2 separate regions of the Mus musculus genome follow, and region 2 is linked to region 1. A link is a loop called in an ENCODE intact Hi-C map of the cell type or tissue named here. Cell type or tissue: heart. All regions are shown on one strand.

Evidence for each region. A loop is a pair of places that touch in the nucleus more often than their neighbours do. Peaks named below come from ENCODE experiments on the same cell type or tissue, not always from the same donor. Only the 100,000 strongest peaks of a DNase experiment are listed, where the experiment ranks them.
Region 2: a loop joins it to region 1, with 2.8 times the contacts of the local background. A loop is called at or near these places in 5 of 42 quality-filtered maps.

The regions. Positions count from the first base shown.
Region 1 is chr7:72,511,094-72,519,093 of GRCm38, forward strand. No RefSeq gene overlaps it. Among named protein-coding and RNA genes, the nearest start is that of Gm39035, 210 kb to the left of the region's middle. In heart, no CTCF peak of the experiment used is centred here; a DNase peak (open chromatin) is centred at 3,958.
Region 2 is chr7:72,399,384-72,407,383 of GRCm38, forward strand. No RefSeq gene overlaps it. Among named protein-coding and RNA genes, the nearest start is that of Gm39035, 97 kb to the left of the region's middle. In heart, no CTCF peak of the experiment used is centred here; no DNase peak of the experiment used is centred here; H3K27me3 peaks cover 275 bases.

The DNA.
Region 1 (8,000 bases):
CAGGCGGTTATGACACAGGCACAGGGAATTCGACTCTGATCCTTTGAAAAACTAGTGAGCACTGCCAACTGCTGGGCTATCTTTCTAGTTCTGAGAATTCATACTTTAAAAGAATATAGCTTCAGAAAGGATTGTGCCACATTGTTATATCAATAATTAAGAAAAAAGCAGAACCGTATCAATGAAAGTGGTAAGACATGGGAATATGTACGTAGCATGATCCTAAATCATCTTCAAAGAAGGCTGAATAGAAATCACATCCATGTTGTCATGATTTCCACTGAGTGATTATACACAGCTTTAAGTCCTCAACTTAATCTTCACCACTTAAAAAACTTCCTGAAATAAAATTGTATACATTTTCATGTAATTACTACACATGGTGTTGTTGTAATAATTGAATTAATTGAATGGAGGACATATTCTCTTGGGGGTATAATTCCATCCCTAGAGCAGGGACTGGGATTTCTATCCAGGCCTGTACTTCTTGAATTGGACCATTACTATGGCATAGACTAAGAAAGCAAATCAGTGTAGGTCTTCATATCTTGATTTTTGAGAATAAAAAAATGGCATGACTCTAGAAATGTTTAAGGACAAATAATGGTATATAAAAAAATCAGCTTTGTAAATTATACTACCTGTGGGAAGCCACATGTGCCGTTGCAGGGTGGCGCTGGGTGGCGCTGGCTTCTGCTGGCCACCACACATACATAGGCAGTAAAGTTTTCTGCCAAGATGAGGTTTTAAGAATTAACCAAAATTAACCAATCAGATGAGAGACAAGTTAACCAATCAGATGAGAGAGAAGTTAACCAATCAGATGAGAGAGAAGTTAACCAATCAGATGTAGGCATGCAAATGAGGTGGTAAGCATAACCCATGCACAACCAATCCGGGTGTGAGACACGCCTCTCCTAGGCCTATATAAGCAGCACCAGTTCTGGGCTTGGGGTCTCTTCGCCTCTGCAATCAAGCTCTCCCAATAAATGTTTGCAGAAGGATCCTGTTGCAGTGTCATTCTTGCTGGCGAGCCGGGTGCGCACAAGAACTACCTATAATACTTTTCAGAGACAATGAGAAAATTACTGCAGCCATGCATTCTGGTGAACTAGAGGAGCTAATAGGGATTCTCTCTCTCTCTCTCTCTCTCTCTCTCTCTCTCTCTCTCTCTCTCTCTCTCTCTCCATATATATTTATGTGTGTGTGTGTGGGGGCAGATTATCTGATGTTCTATCTACTAACTGGCCAGTACAACTTTATCTCAAATACACAGCTTCTCATCACTTCTTGAACCAGTCTCTTAATTTTCTTCCATAGCCAAATACCTTATTGATTGACAACAGTAGTTTCTGCTTGGTTGCATTTAAATGTTTTAAAACATGTCATTTGACATCAGTGTGTTAGGATGTATACATGGAAGGAAAATTTAATAGATTCAAGCAATGGTTACACAGGTGTCCTAGTTAGCTTGAACTTGAACCAGCTTAGAATCACATGAGAAGAGATTTCTGTGAATGAATTGCCCAAATCAGATTGGCCTGTGGTATGTCTGTATGAGATTGTCTTGATTGTCAGTTGATATTCGAAGGATCATCCCACTGTGGGAGGCATCATTCCCTAAGCAAGTGTTGCTGGTTTGTATAAAACAAGGCAACTCAGGATGAACTTGAAAGTAAACCAGACAGCGATCCAGTTAGCAGTGTTCCTCCACGGATTCTGCTGTACATCCCAGGCTGTGAGTGAGTGCCCTGGTCAGAGGTAACGCTTCCTGAAATTGCAAGCTGTCCTGTCCACCAGATTCCTGCCTTGATTTCTCTTAATGCCATGGAAGTATCAGCCAACTAAAGGCTTTCTTTCCCTAAGCTGCTTTGGGTCAGAATGTTTTATCACAACCACAGAGATGTAACTAGAACAGAGGGTTAGAACTGTGTTCTTGGTGACATAAAAAGCCTTTTAGCCACACAATAAGGGGCAACTAGCCACCTTAACTATGAAAAGGGATCAAGAGTCAGAGGCTCTGTTGGGTTGATAGGCACGTATAACTGTCCTAAAAATCCCAGGGCTTAGTCTCCTATAGTTACTTCTCAGCACACAGAACATGCAAAAAGGTGGGCAGATCAACAGGTTCTTCGGGACTTCACTTTCTTTGCTCCTCCACCTTTCATTCTGATCTATTTTTCTGGGAAGTTTCATCTGAGCAAGGCCATGACTGCAAGTTCTTTTTGGTTTGTTTCTGTAGTTATGTTTGTGTGTTTCCCCTTTTAGTGGCCATAATTTTAGAAAGTGTGAGTGTGCTTCCCTGTTCTACATCACTTTGTTTCCAGAAAGCGTTTTTGGGGTTTACAAGATGTAACAAAATACATACAATTTAAAAGCTACAAAGGAGGCATTTATTCCATGTGGAACTTCTGCGTTTGGGAAAGTAGGTCAGAAAGCCTGACTTTCTCAGACTCGCTGGTAGAGTTGTTGGTAAGGCAGAGTGCAGTGACCTGTGTGTAAGTCCAAGAACATCTATCTCTTCCTGGAACCAGACCATGAAGCATTTCATCCTCAGTAAAGGAAAGCTGGGAATATTACCAAGTCCCCAGGCTTAGAAAGCCAGCAACTCTTCTGTTGCCTGCACCAGTTCTTTCTGTGTGGCTCAGCCGGGCCTGTGTTTACCCAAGGTAGAGGGTAAGCTTCATGAAGGTTACCTCCTAGGCAAAGCAGGCAATGCCCAAGCAAGCGTGATCCCTGTAACTCTGCTGTCAGTTAGAGCTGTTGGGTAAGAATTGTGCATCAGCTCTGTGGCTCGTATTTCCAACACACCCAGTGTCTTTATGTTGGAATATCTTCTACACACACACACACACACACACACACACACACACACACACACACAAGGGAAGCTGCTCATTCTTATAAATTACTGCTGTCTAGTTCTTAAGAAATTTCTTCCCATTTGTTCATGGTCCTTTGTAAATGAAGTCCACACTCTAACATGCAGAACATTCTTGCATGATAATATCTGTAGCCTAGTTTACATATTTATGAGTTTTATATAGAAATACTTGTAATTTTTATTTAAAAATAATGTTTGCAGTTGTTGTGAAATGAATTTAATGACATTCCATTTGACTGTGCTATGGAAATTTTTACTAGTTTTAGATTCTAGAACTAGATGAAAATACCATGTACTATATGTATACATATATACATATGTATGTTAAACTGCTCTTTTTGTGACACACACAGTTTGCAAGGATGATGCGTGGCTTTGTTGTTGCTGTTGTTATTGTTGATGTTGTTGTTTGTTGTTGTTGTTGTTGTTGTTGTATTGAGCCTGATTCACATTTTGCTGATGCCAACACCAAGTCTTCTGTGAACTGTCACACATGTCTCTGATTCTAGTCACTGACATTCTTTATTTCCTAAGCTGTCTCACCAAGGCCTAGTCACTAGGCCCCAAACTAAGGCTCTGAAGGAACATTATTCTAAAGTGTTACAGTTTCATGTTTCTCAAGGTAGATGAATGACATTTAAAAAACAATACTAATTCTCTTCAAATAGGTAAGCCAGGTCCAGATGCTATCATACAAGTGACAGCCAATGCTTATGCTGTCTGCCAGGGGCATTTCAGTGTCACCTCTGAAGGGCTCACCATTCCTCTGCAAGAATCATAGAAAATGGAGTTAACTACCCTACCTTAAGTATGTTACATTCTTGGTTAATTTGGGTTTCCAGAACTAGAAGGTACCCCACTGAAATAGCTATCTGAGCATATAAACTCTGTAAATTATCCAGCAGAAATGGCAGCATGCTTCAAATTGGAGTTCTAAAATGGAAATTTGTTCCTGGTGCCAGGACACACTCTTTGAGGTCAAAGTTGACAAGACAGGAGAGGCCTGCTCCATCCAATCTACTTTCCAGCTGGGTGTGGGTTCCACACAGCCAAGCCAAAGTCAGCAGGGCGGGAATCATAAACAGAAGGCCTGGAATAGTCCCCTGTACCTTCAGCAACTGAAAGCTGGCAGGCAGAGGCTGAAAAGCGAATGGTTCCCAAAGTGCATCTGTCCAAGTGAGGCAGGCTCTACCAGAGGCAGTCAAAACCAGCCAGAGAATCTCAATGGAGAAGACTGGAAATTGCCCCTCTTGGCATCAGAGTTATGTAACAGCCTACATTAAATACCTGTGCTGTAAGGTGGGGATGAGGGGTGCTGGTCTGAGTTCCTGCCTTTAGAGAGTGTACTCTAACGGCTTGCCAATAAGAGGAGGGAGTGCATGCTGTCCTGAGACGCTGTAGCTGCCCTGGTCTCCTCTCACACTCTATTTGCCACCGATATTATAAATATTATAGGATCCATCTTTGTCAGGGCGTATCAAAAAGCAATTTGCAAGCCACAAACCTTCATCATGTTTAGTAATTATTAGAGGAAGTCAAAAAGATGAGACAAGTCATGCCTAAAATTTAATCTCTATGAATTGGAAAGGAAACATCAAGAACTGATCCCCAAACTCTAAGGGCACCTGTGGATACAGACGTCAGTGGTGTGCTGGGCTTTTAACTGCAGATGGCTGGATTTTGCGAGCTGGCTGTTAAACATGACCATCATTTAAAAAAAAAAAAGCACTTAAACTTAATGATTAAATAATCTTAAAAGTAATAAATACTCAAATTTACTCCTTTTTAATAACTATCACTTCATCCTGCCCTGTGAATGTGTGTGTGTGTGTATTTTTCTTTCCTTTCTTTTTTTTCCCCCTCAGGAATTCATGTAGCTCAGGCTTGTCTGGAACTCAGTATGTACCTAAGGATGATACTGAATTTATGATCCTCCTGCCTCTACCTACAAAGGGCTGGGATAACAAGTGTCTTCTGGCAAGAGCAAGAGTGAGCCCAGGATCTTCGTGCACACTCGCTAAGCAGTCTTCCAATTAGGCTATATTCCCAACCCCATATATATTTTGCTCCTATTTATGTACTTGTAACTATTTGCATTGTTTGAGCTGTTTGGCTGAAACATGGTAGGATAGGGAGCGACAATGCCAGTCTTCTTATCCCAGCCTACTTACCATCAATGGCATCAAATCAGAGGCCTACAGCCAACCCTCAGTGACATCAAATCAGAGGCCTACAGCCAACCCTCAGTGACATCAAATCAGAGGCCTACAGCCAACCTCAGTGACATCAAATGAGAGGCCTACAGCCAACCTCAGTGACATCAAATCAGAGGCCTACAGCCAACCTCAGTGACATCAAACCAGAGGCCGACAGCCTACCTCAGTGCTTGTACACTGAGGATTGTCAAATGCCAAAATACAAGCTTGGTTTACTATTTTGTTTGTTGTCTGCACTTAAGAAAACTGGTATGGAGAAAACATTTTTAATTCACAGTAAATCTAAGTTCTGTAGTTACTACATTAACAATTTTATAAAATGTATTGATGAGTTTGTGTGCATTCTATTCACCTAAATAAAAAACATCTACGATGGTTCACACTGAGGGAAACCTGGTCAGACATAAGATCACTCTGAGGAAAACCACAAAACATGATTTACAATGACGATATTTGTAAAATTTAATCCTTGGTTGTCAATATTTTGCTAAATAGCCTTTAATATTGATTTATATAGGAATATAGAGTTCATAAAAAATACGGACATGTACACAGGCATGTGGATTTTAGTGTTTTTTAAAGTTACACTTTCCTTACTTATTTTGTGTTTGTATGTGGATGTTTGTGGATGCAGGCCAGTGGAGGTCAGAGGACAAACTGCAGGATGCAATTCTCTCCTATTCTGTGGGTCCCAGAGACTGGACTCAGGTTTGAGCACAGGTGCCCTTGGCTGCTGAGCCATCTTACTGGTTCTGTAGTTGCATGTCCCCATTGGATTAGTTACTAAATGATTAGCAACCCACTCGTCGATAGAATCCATACAATATATCTTAGTAGGGAATATTATAAGATGCTGTTGGAAGACTTTGTAATGAGATTTTAGAGGTTAGAAAACCTAAAACCACAAGTAACTTTACTCTCACATGGGACAGGACATAGCTCCCTTGAGCCATCAAATGCAGGGCCTTTATGCCCTTGTTAACAGAAGGGCAACAACGGTCTAGGAATGAGGCAGCCAAGGAGAAGGTACAGGGTTTTCCTTGTTTTATCCCCATTGCATCTGTCTGTGACAGTAGCTGGGCCACAAGTTTCTTAATCAAGTAAAAAAGATGTCACCCACATTTGTGGATTATGAACTTGTGACTGTTAAATGTGGCTGAGGTGTCAGGAGGGAGTGTTGACCACATGTGTGCATTCATGTTTCCTTTGTGGAAAGAAAGCAAGCCTTGGCTTTCCAGTAGCTAAAACCTTCTACGTTCAGGGTACATCTGTGTGGTGCCGAGCAGCAGTCAGTTTTCTGAAAGGCAGGGCAGGACCTGAACACGAGAGCAATATGCTTCAGGCAAGGACCTGGGGTTCTCACAGGGACTTGGTTGCTACCAGTTCTGATGTCTCTGAGAGGTGACTCCGGAAACCTGTGTCAAGCAAGAAAATCTTCCTTTATTTGGGAATGTTATTTACCTGAGTCCCCCATCTGCTCTATAGCAAATTCCGAATTGGTTTGATCCGAAGAGGAGCCAGTAGCCCTGTTGCTTTTCCACTTTCTCCCATGTGTGAGAAGAGCACTTTTACAAGATTGAGAAATTTCTCTTTTTTTGAAAGTACTGCTCAGGCAAGTATATCGTCAAACAGCATCTTCAGTTAATTATGTCTCTCTCCGCTTCGGTGACTATAATAAATAACCTGAGAAAGTCAACTCCTAAGGAGAGGAAGGCTATTTTGTCTCAGATTGGCAGTCACAATCTGTGGTGAGTTGTCTTCCTTGCTTTAGGTACCATAGCAAGTCAGAACATCATGGGTGGACAATAAGACAGAGAAAGGCACCTCACCTTATACTTAGAAAGCATTGGGATTGCGGGTCGGGGGAGACCATGTTTTCACAATACTATTTAAATATACACTACCAATGACCCAAAGACTTCCCATTAGGCACCATTTCTTAACGATTTCACTGCTTTTCAACAGTGCCAGGTCGGGGGCTAAATTCTAACCCAAGTTAACCTGGAGCACTCTCGTATATAAGAAGTCTAATGAATCATGGAAATTACATTTTCTTGTTTGAATCATGGAAATTACATTTTCTTATTTAAACTAATTCCAAGTAAGCCAACCAGATGAGGTCCTTCATCCCCCCAGCTTCTTTAGTCGTGGTTAGATGGCCATGTGAGATCACATGACTGAATGTTGGGGTTGTAAAAACGTTTGCAACAGTAAGCTGTTTTTTAATATACAAAAAAATAAAGGACTAAAAATGAAACAGGCAATGAATCCCAGGTGTTACATCACTTACCCAAGTTGCATCAGGCAGCTTCACTGCACTAATGATAATGAGCTAACAACTTGCATGCTTTGTCCTGCAGACCATCCTACCCTGCAGTGCCAACTGTTGCTACCTCAAATACCTCAGCTCAGATTCGAGGCCATTGTGTGCTTTGAATTGCAATGTTTGCTTTGACTGTACAAAGTTTTCTGCTCTTACATAAACAGTGTGGTGGTTTAGTTATGGACAGAGCAACTCCTTCAAGAATAAGGCCCACAGTAAGAAACGAGTTTCAACGTGACACAGTCAGATACTCTAGAGCATAGCTGGTGACCGTGGGACACCTGTTGACTCTCCCCCATCTTCTGAAGTGGTACGATGTTGGAAGAAAGCTAACACAGCAAGAAGAATTGAGGGATACATAAAGAGCTGGGACTGTAGCCCTCAATTTGAAAAAAAAAATCTCTCTGAAACTGCCTTAATCTTAAGAATTTTTAGTTGAAGAGGCAAATTCCTTTCTTATTTCAACTGGCTTAGATTACTTTTCCCTCTTACAAATTGAATGGCTTCTCAGCAGGTGTGACCCTGGAGGCTTTGATGTGTGTCTTTCTCCTCCCAGGATGGTTCTGGTTTCTGGCTA
Region 2 (8,000 bases), 110 kb before region 1:
GTTCTGACAAACCTTCCTCCTCTTCGTTGATGTGATTGTTACTATTAATTGTCTACTTGATATATTCTAGGATCACCTGGGAAGAGTCTCAATGAGAGATTGGCTACATTGGACTTGTCTGTGGGGATTGTTTTAATTCATGTGGGAAGTCCCAGTCCATTGTGGGTAACACCATTCCCTAGGCATGGTGCTCACTAAACCATCAGAAGAGATCTTTAGAATGCAGACTACAAGGATCCTAGAAAAGACACACTGAATTAAAATTTCTGAGATAGGAACCAAAACCCAAAACCAACCAAAACAACAACAAAACCCTCAGATCTCTATCAAGATATTATCTAGTTTTGTTTTTGTTTTTGTTTTGTTTTGTTTTTGTGTGTGTGTGGGGGGGGGGGGAGGACAGGGTTTGTCTGTATAGGCCTGGCTGTCCTGGAACTCCTTCTGTAAGCCAGGTTGCCCTCAAACTCAGAAATCCACACGCCTCTGCCTCCCAGATGCTGGGATTAAAGGCATGTGCCACCACTGTCCAGAATTATCTAGTTTTGATGGGACCAACAGGAAACATTTGGGAATCGCCAACCCAAACCATCTGAATTGGGGACTTTCTCAGTCTCTTCTCCCCCAACATAATTGTTCCTCAACTTCCTGGTGTAAACATCTGCATTATCTCCTAGAACCAAGATTCTAGGCATTAGCCAGGTGATTCCACAGCTATCCACAATTAGTAAGCCACAGTTTACAGTCATGCACACAATTTGGTGTGAATATTTATAAGTATTTAGATTTGGGGCTTTTGAATGTTTCCATAGCATGTCATGCAGTCCCAGAATTTCCCAGAAGATGGCATGATGACTTCATGTAATGATAAAGGAGCTGCTTCATGATTTGGCCACAGGGTGGGAGCATTGTACAGTGTTTAGCTGGCCACCATGATAATTTTTTTCTCTCTTATTTTTTTGGTAATAGATATTATTATAATTATTATTAGATGTTTTCTTCCTTTACATTTCAAATGCTACACCCTTTCCTAGTTTCCTCTCTGAAAATTCTCTATACCCTCACCCCTCCCCCTGCTTCCCAACCCACCCAATCCCACTTCCTGGCCCTCTCATTCCCCTATACTGGGGTATAAAAATCTTCGCAAGACCAAGGGCCTCTCCTCCCATTGATGGCCCACTAGGCCATCCTCTGCTACATATGAAACTAGAGACATGAACTCTGGGGGTACTGGTTAGTTCATATTGTTTTATAGGAGGAACACCATTGTATTTCTACAACAGGGGAGCCTTTAGACTTTGGTTAATTTTAACAGACTTTATTATCTCAGTTTTCTAATGGCGACTCCTGAAGAGACCCTATGAGGTCTTTGGTGTCTCAGAAAGATCTATACCTCCCGATTCATGGGTACATCAAGTGTGCTCAGACATGATTTAGACTTGCTTTCCCGCAAATGAAAATTGCTGATAGACAGGTAGAATGGCACAAAGCATTCTTCTCAATTTTTAGCGACTCAAAGTGACAACAATTGAAGGCATTGAAGGGATGTGTGTCTTTGGGGCTGTATTTGTGGGACACACCATCAAAGTGTGGCAAAACCCATTCCCTGGGACGTTGGCCAATAGGAGAGGGAGAGAAAAGACAGGGGTTGGTGTCAGTTTTGTAAAGCAAATGGGCCAAACTCCCCTTTGGAGAGCAGGGATTCAACCCTAACAAAGTCTGTGTTTTTAAGAAGACCCCCAATCTCTTGATGGAGGATCCCAATATTTCAATATTGGCAACTATCTCAAATAGTGCACAGCAAGACAAACAAAGCACAACTCTAAAAAACAATTTAATATTTGCCTGGCAATTAATATTTCCTGGGTTTCCAGGTCAGAAAGGCTGGAAGAAACCAGAAGAGGATGACTGGGGTCCAAACTGCAACACCATACCTTGAATTTTCTGTTGTGAAAATTATATTGGGATAATCTCCACAGGTTTGTATAGGAGTATTCTTTTATCACTGCAGTCCCCACAAGAAGCAGCGACGGTAGGAATTTTAAACTAACTTCAGAGCAACTCCTTAGATTATTTGTCTTGGCTTCAGTAGCAGAACAATCTTGCTTCTACTCCTGTCGCTGAAATATTTTCATGAATAATTGGCATAATATCTCCATGTGACTCATGCAATTTTGTCTATACTGGAAATGTATCATTTATTTTTTTCGTGATTTTGAAAATGACACATGTCACTTTGGGGCAGAAGGAGGGTAACCTCTAACACCATATAAACACTCCATAAACTTTAAAGTTATCTTCCTATAAAGCCACCCTGCCACCCACCATGGTCAGACTTTTGTGTATTTCTGCTGTACAACTTAAAACATAAGGACACGGGATAAATGTACAACATGAGCATCCACAGCCTCTTTTTAAAAGGTTAGTAACACTAACTTGCAATCTACTCTTTCAGCCCTAGACATCATTTGATAAATTCATTATGATCCTGATTGTATTCTTCTTGGAAGATCATCAATAGACCAAAGGTGTATTCAGAGGATATCCCCACCATTTACCAGTACTGTCACTTAGCATTCTAATCTTGTTCTTATCTTTAATGGAACCCCTTTTTTTCATAAATAAACTTAAGGGTGGGTTTGGTAATCCACACATTAATTGTTTTTTTTTTTTAAGATTTATTTTAGTTTTGTTCATCTGTGTTTGGGTATACTCATGTGAGTGAAGCTGACATTGCAGGTAGTTGTGAGGCACCTGGTGTAGATGCCAGGAACTGAACTCTGGAAAACAGTATTCTGGAATTCTGGAAACCAGTTAAGTGCTCTTTACCACTGAGCCATTTCTCCAGTGCCACTGAGTCTCTGTTTTGTTTGGAACCGTGTTCTACTCAGCAGCCATGGCTATAATGGCATTCATTATATAGCCCATGCTGGTCTTGAAATCACAGCAGTCTTCCTCCCTCCCTCCCTCCCTCCCTCCCTCCCTCCCTTCCTTCCTTCCTTCCTTCCTTCCCCAAAGGCTGGCATTACAGGGGTGAGCTGCCGTGACTAACTTAATCAGAAAGTTAATTAAGGCAAAATTCCTTGAGGTATTCTCTTCAAGAATCATATTTAGGTTTATGTTCTTCAGATGTTTTTGTGGATACCTGGGATTCACTGTGTAGCATAGACTGGTCTTGAGCTCACGATTGCTCTCTTCTTCAGTATCTCAGATGTTAAGATTATCATCCTGGCTATATGTGATATTTTAAACAAACTGAAGATGTATTCTGATGTATTCATTGAAATAAAAATACTTTCTTTTACATTACTAACAGACATCAAAACACCAGCAGGAAAGCTGATGAGTTTTCTGACTTTTTACAAGTCTAAATGTGGTGAGTTATTTTACTGCATTTCCTCCTCAGGGTGGACCCTGCGCCTTTGTGCAGGCTTCTCGCCATCCTTTCTTGAGATGGTCTACTCAGCTCTGCTTTGCAGGAAGGAGACTGACTCAAGCTTCTGTTTTCTTCACCTCATGTGCAGACATCTAAGGTTTGGCTTCCTCAGCAAGCTGGTCTTACAAACTTGCTTTCAGGTGCTTTTCTGTTTTAATCTGAAATACTTAAGAAGTATCAGTCTGGTTTTTAATTTGGTCATGTAGAAGAGATTTGTATCATTGGAGCAGTGCTTTTTAGGGTAGTACTTTTCTAAGTGATTTTCCCGTAGAAACAAGCTCCATTTGGGGGTATACTATAATCCCTTTGGATGTCTTAGATGTTTCTCATGCTCAAGATGAATATTAGATCAGAATGTCAGGAATATGGGCGTGCATAATTTTAGTTTGATTGTGTTTTGTTTTATACGCAAATATTTCTCACACACAAATTAAATTTGTAGTATCAGGATAGAGAAAACCTACTTAGATTTCCATTTCTTCTCTAATCAAAATTTTGTTTAGTTTTCATTTATGTGTGCGTGTGGGTGTGCGTGTGTGTGTGTTGGTGGATAATGTCCACATGAGTGCAGTACCCAAAGTTTCCCCTGGAACTAGAATTACAGGTAATTCGAAGTCCCTTGACATGGACCCTTGGAACTGAACTTGAGTCTCCTGTAAGAACAGTTTATGGTCTTACCCTCTGAGCCATCTCTCCGGCCTCCTCTGTCTCTTCCTCAATCAATTGTAATATCTGCATACGTGATCTAAAATCTATCCACATCATCTGTATTTACTTTCAGTTGCTCAGTTTTGTTTCCTACTTTTTTTCCCCTTGAGCGCTGCTGAATACACAGAGTATAGAGTTCATCTCTGTCATAGCTGTCTTTCCAAAGTTACGTTTATTAGTGACTGATCTGGTCCTAAAGACAGAACCACCTCTGGAATTCATTTTAACCCTTCCTGGAAGAAATTGAATTTATTATTGCATGCTGATCCTTCCTACAAATCCTCTTATTCCTTCCCTATATCTATTTCTTTCTCTTTTTGTTACAGAGTAGGCTATTTAGTTCATTTATCTTTTTATTTTCTTATGTAGTATATAAATAGTTAATATATATAATATATTTGTATTCTACACATATATGTATATGCATTATTAAGATCTGCTGTGGCTATTCCACTATTAAATGTTTCTCCTTTTATTCATGCTGCCAACTTTGTTCCAGTCACATTTTTATCACTTTATACATTAAAATCAATGTTCAGTGTATTTGTATTATATATGTCCTTTGTCAGCATAAATAACTTTTATTTTCTATCCTCACATAGCAATAAAAATAAATGCCTTTGTTCTTCTATTTATTTGGTTTTTAAACATTTAATTCAAATGTTTGCTTACTGGCATGTTTCAATATTTCTTATTCCTTATCATTCACTAGTCTCTTGTATGTCTTAAATAGTTTAGTTTGAATTATAAAAACAAACTGAATAAAATTTAAAAGATGTATCTTTAGGTTTCAATTTAGTAGGTATTTTTCATCTAAATAAAAAGGGACATATGGTAGAGATAGCAATTCATTAATATAGCTGAAAGATGAGATTGGAGGTTAAACATCTCATTTTAAACTGCTCACTGGGCATGATGCCTCACACATGTAATCTTCACACACAGGATGCTGAGACAGAAGAATCATACTTAAGGCCAGCCTAAACTGTACAGCAAGTCCCTGTTTCAAATATCTGGTGGCTGGTTATTTTCCTCTGTGGTAAAGTACTTGGCTAGCATATGCAAGGCTATGATGTTAAGCCTGAGCTCTACAAAATGATTCAATAATGAATAAATAATAAATAAACAAAATTTAAAACGCTCCCACATGTAGCTTCAAGTTACCTTGTATTAATTTGTTACAAATCTATATGATGACCATTCCCCTGCCTCAGCCCTGGAAACAGAAGACAAATAATATAGCCCTGTGTTCTCTGGATATTAGTTCCTTAAATAAAATATCACAATGGTGAATCTATTGACTGAACTTAAAATATAGACCTGCTTCAATATTGTACAAAAATTTTCATATTTTTTTGTTTTGGGAAGTCTTTCCTATCCATTCTGACTCATAATACAGGGTTCACCATATATAAAAAGCATCTTAGATTACAGCAACAAAAGACAAATGCACATCAATTTCTACTCCTCTGTTGGCTGCCCTTACATTAATGTAACACAACTAAGCTTCTGTTTCTCGCTTCATTGCCTCAGGTTAAATTACTAAGTTTGTAAACAGTAGAGAATCTGCCATACACCATTAAGGCACCATCCTGATCACATTTCTTCTCATCACTTTTTGTTTCTTTCATTTTCCAGTGTCAATGAAATTTACCATCTTTCCTCATCAACACTGAAAACATTGTCTCTTTGTTCCATTGATTATAGTCACTTAAATTGTTCAGTAAGTGAGCATAATTCTCATTCTATATTAGATTATAATTGTGAGTCAGCAGTGCATGCTGTAACCACTAATTTTCACATGAAAATAATTAGAAGATAAGTCAGTGGGGGAGAAAATGACAAAATGAAAATAAACTGAAAACAAGAAGAGGATGGCTATAAAATAGGTGGGATTCATGGCTAGATCATATAGTAGATTGTATTTTAAATATGTATGTATGTATGTATGTATGTATGTATGTATGTATGTATGTATGTATTTATAATTTGTGTGAGTGTATTTCACTTGCACTTATGCATGTGCACCACATGTATGCCTGGTACACACAGAGGCCAGAAGAGGTTGTCAGAACTCCTCTAACTGCAGTTACAGGAGGCTGTGAACTGCCATGCAGGTACTGCAGAGTGGCCCCAGTCCTCTGCAAAGCCAGCAAGTGCTTTTAATCATGGAGGCACTTCTACAGCTCCTTTAAAGTTTTTAAAAAGTATTCTTATGTGTATGATTGCCTGTGCATATGCATGTACCCTAAATTATAGTAAACTATCAGGTGGGTGCTGGGAACTGAACTCAGCCACTCTGAAAGAGCAATGGTCACCACCGAGCCATCTCTCCATCCCCCATAACATATTGTTATTAAGCAATTAGAAAATGGTGGAGGAAACAAGATTAAAAAAGAAAAAAAAAAGCTGTAAGTACCTCAGATAGGTGATTCTCAAAAGGGAACATGCAAGTGTGTGATAAACATGTTTACATGCATTCCATCTCACAGTGAAATTGATCTGTGAAGAAGAAAACATTCCGGAAGACTTACCCAAGTGGTTAAAAGTAAATGACAATGATGCCACCATGTATTTGTAAAGATGCGGGACACTGACACTTCTTACACCCTCCTTGTTAGGACCAGGACTCATGCTCCCAGGAACGTGCACAGACTGGGTGACCCACATTTTCCTCCTGAGTCCAGGAATTCATGTGTGTGTGTGTGTGTGTGTGTTTTCCAAAAGCATACCCAAGAAGTTCATAGTATCAGCATTTATGTAATCCCTAACTGGAAACAATTCAAATATCCATCAGCAGGATTATAATTAAATTTTGTTATATACTGTATCTGCTATACATTACTGAGAACAAATTAAATTCATCTGGCTGCAAAGCTTGAATGGATCTCCCTGTTCTTGACATAAAAAGGCAAATTGTGAGATATTAAAGAAATGAAGTTTAAGAGCTAACTAATCCATGACTTTCCCATAGCAGAAGCGCGTTAGAGGCTAAGCAACAGATGTGTGCACTTGTTGTGTTTCTCTGTATGTATGCTATACTGACTAGTTACGAACTTAAATAATTTGTGGGGAAAATGGAGGGTGAACAGGGCCGGATGCCTCCATCAGATTGGACTGCAGGCAAATCTGTGGGGGAATTATCAGTTGGTGGTTGACATAGGAGAACCCAGTTTTCTGTGGGGACTGTCATCACTGTGCAGGTGCTCCCAGAAGGTATCAGAAAGGTGGTTGCATGGGAGTGTGGAGAGCATTCCTTCATGGTCTCTGCTTCAGTCTTCCTTCTGGTTTCCTGACTTGGGTTCCAACAGTGACTTCCCTGAATAATGGACCATGAGTCAGGCATGTAAGCCAGTGTTGCTTTTGGTCATGGTCTTTAGTGCAGCAAAAGAGAGCAAATTGGAACATTTGCCAAACTTAAATGAACAATTACTGGAAATTAGTCTTAATGGACCTTTTAAGAGAGTAACTACAAGGAGGTGCTGCAGGATGCTAGGGCACAGGGTGACGTTTCTTCATCGTCACCGGGATGGAATGAGCTCCTTGGGAACTAGCTACTCACCAAGTACTCTCAAAAATTCCCAGAGACAGTGCAAGAAATGCAGCATAAAATAAAGATGATGGCAGAATTTGGAGCAATAGGGGGCAAGTGTGTTCTCCGGACTTTAAGTGCATTTGTTTATTTCTTGCAACATAGGTGAGGCGGATCATTTCCCCACCTAAAACATGAACATAAGAACCGTTACTTACACAGAGACATCTTTTGAGGATTGTGTGGTCCTGTTGTTATTAGGCAGTCTGTAGACTTTTAATAAAATCAGGGAAAATATCAGTTCTTAACAAACGAAACAAAGTAGTG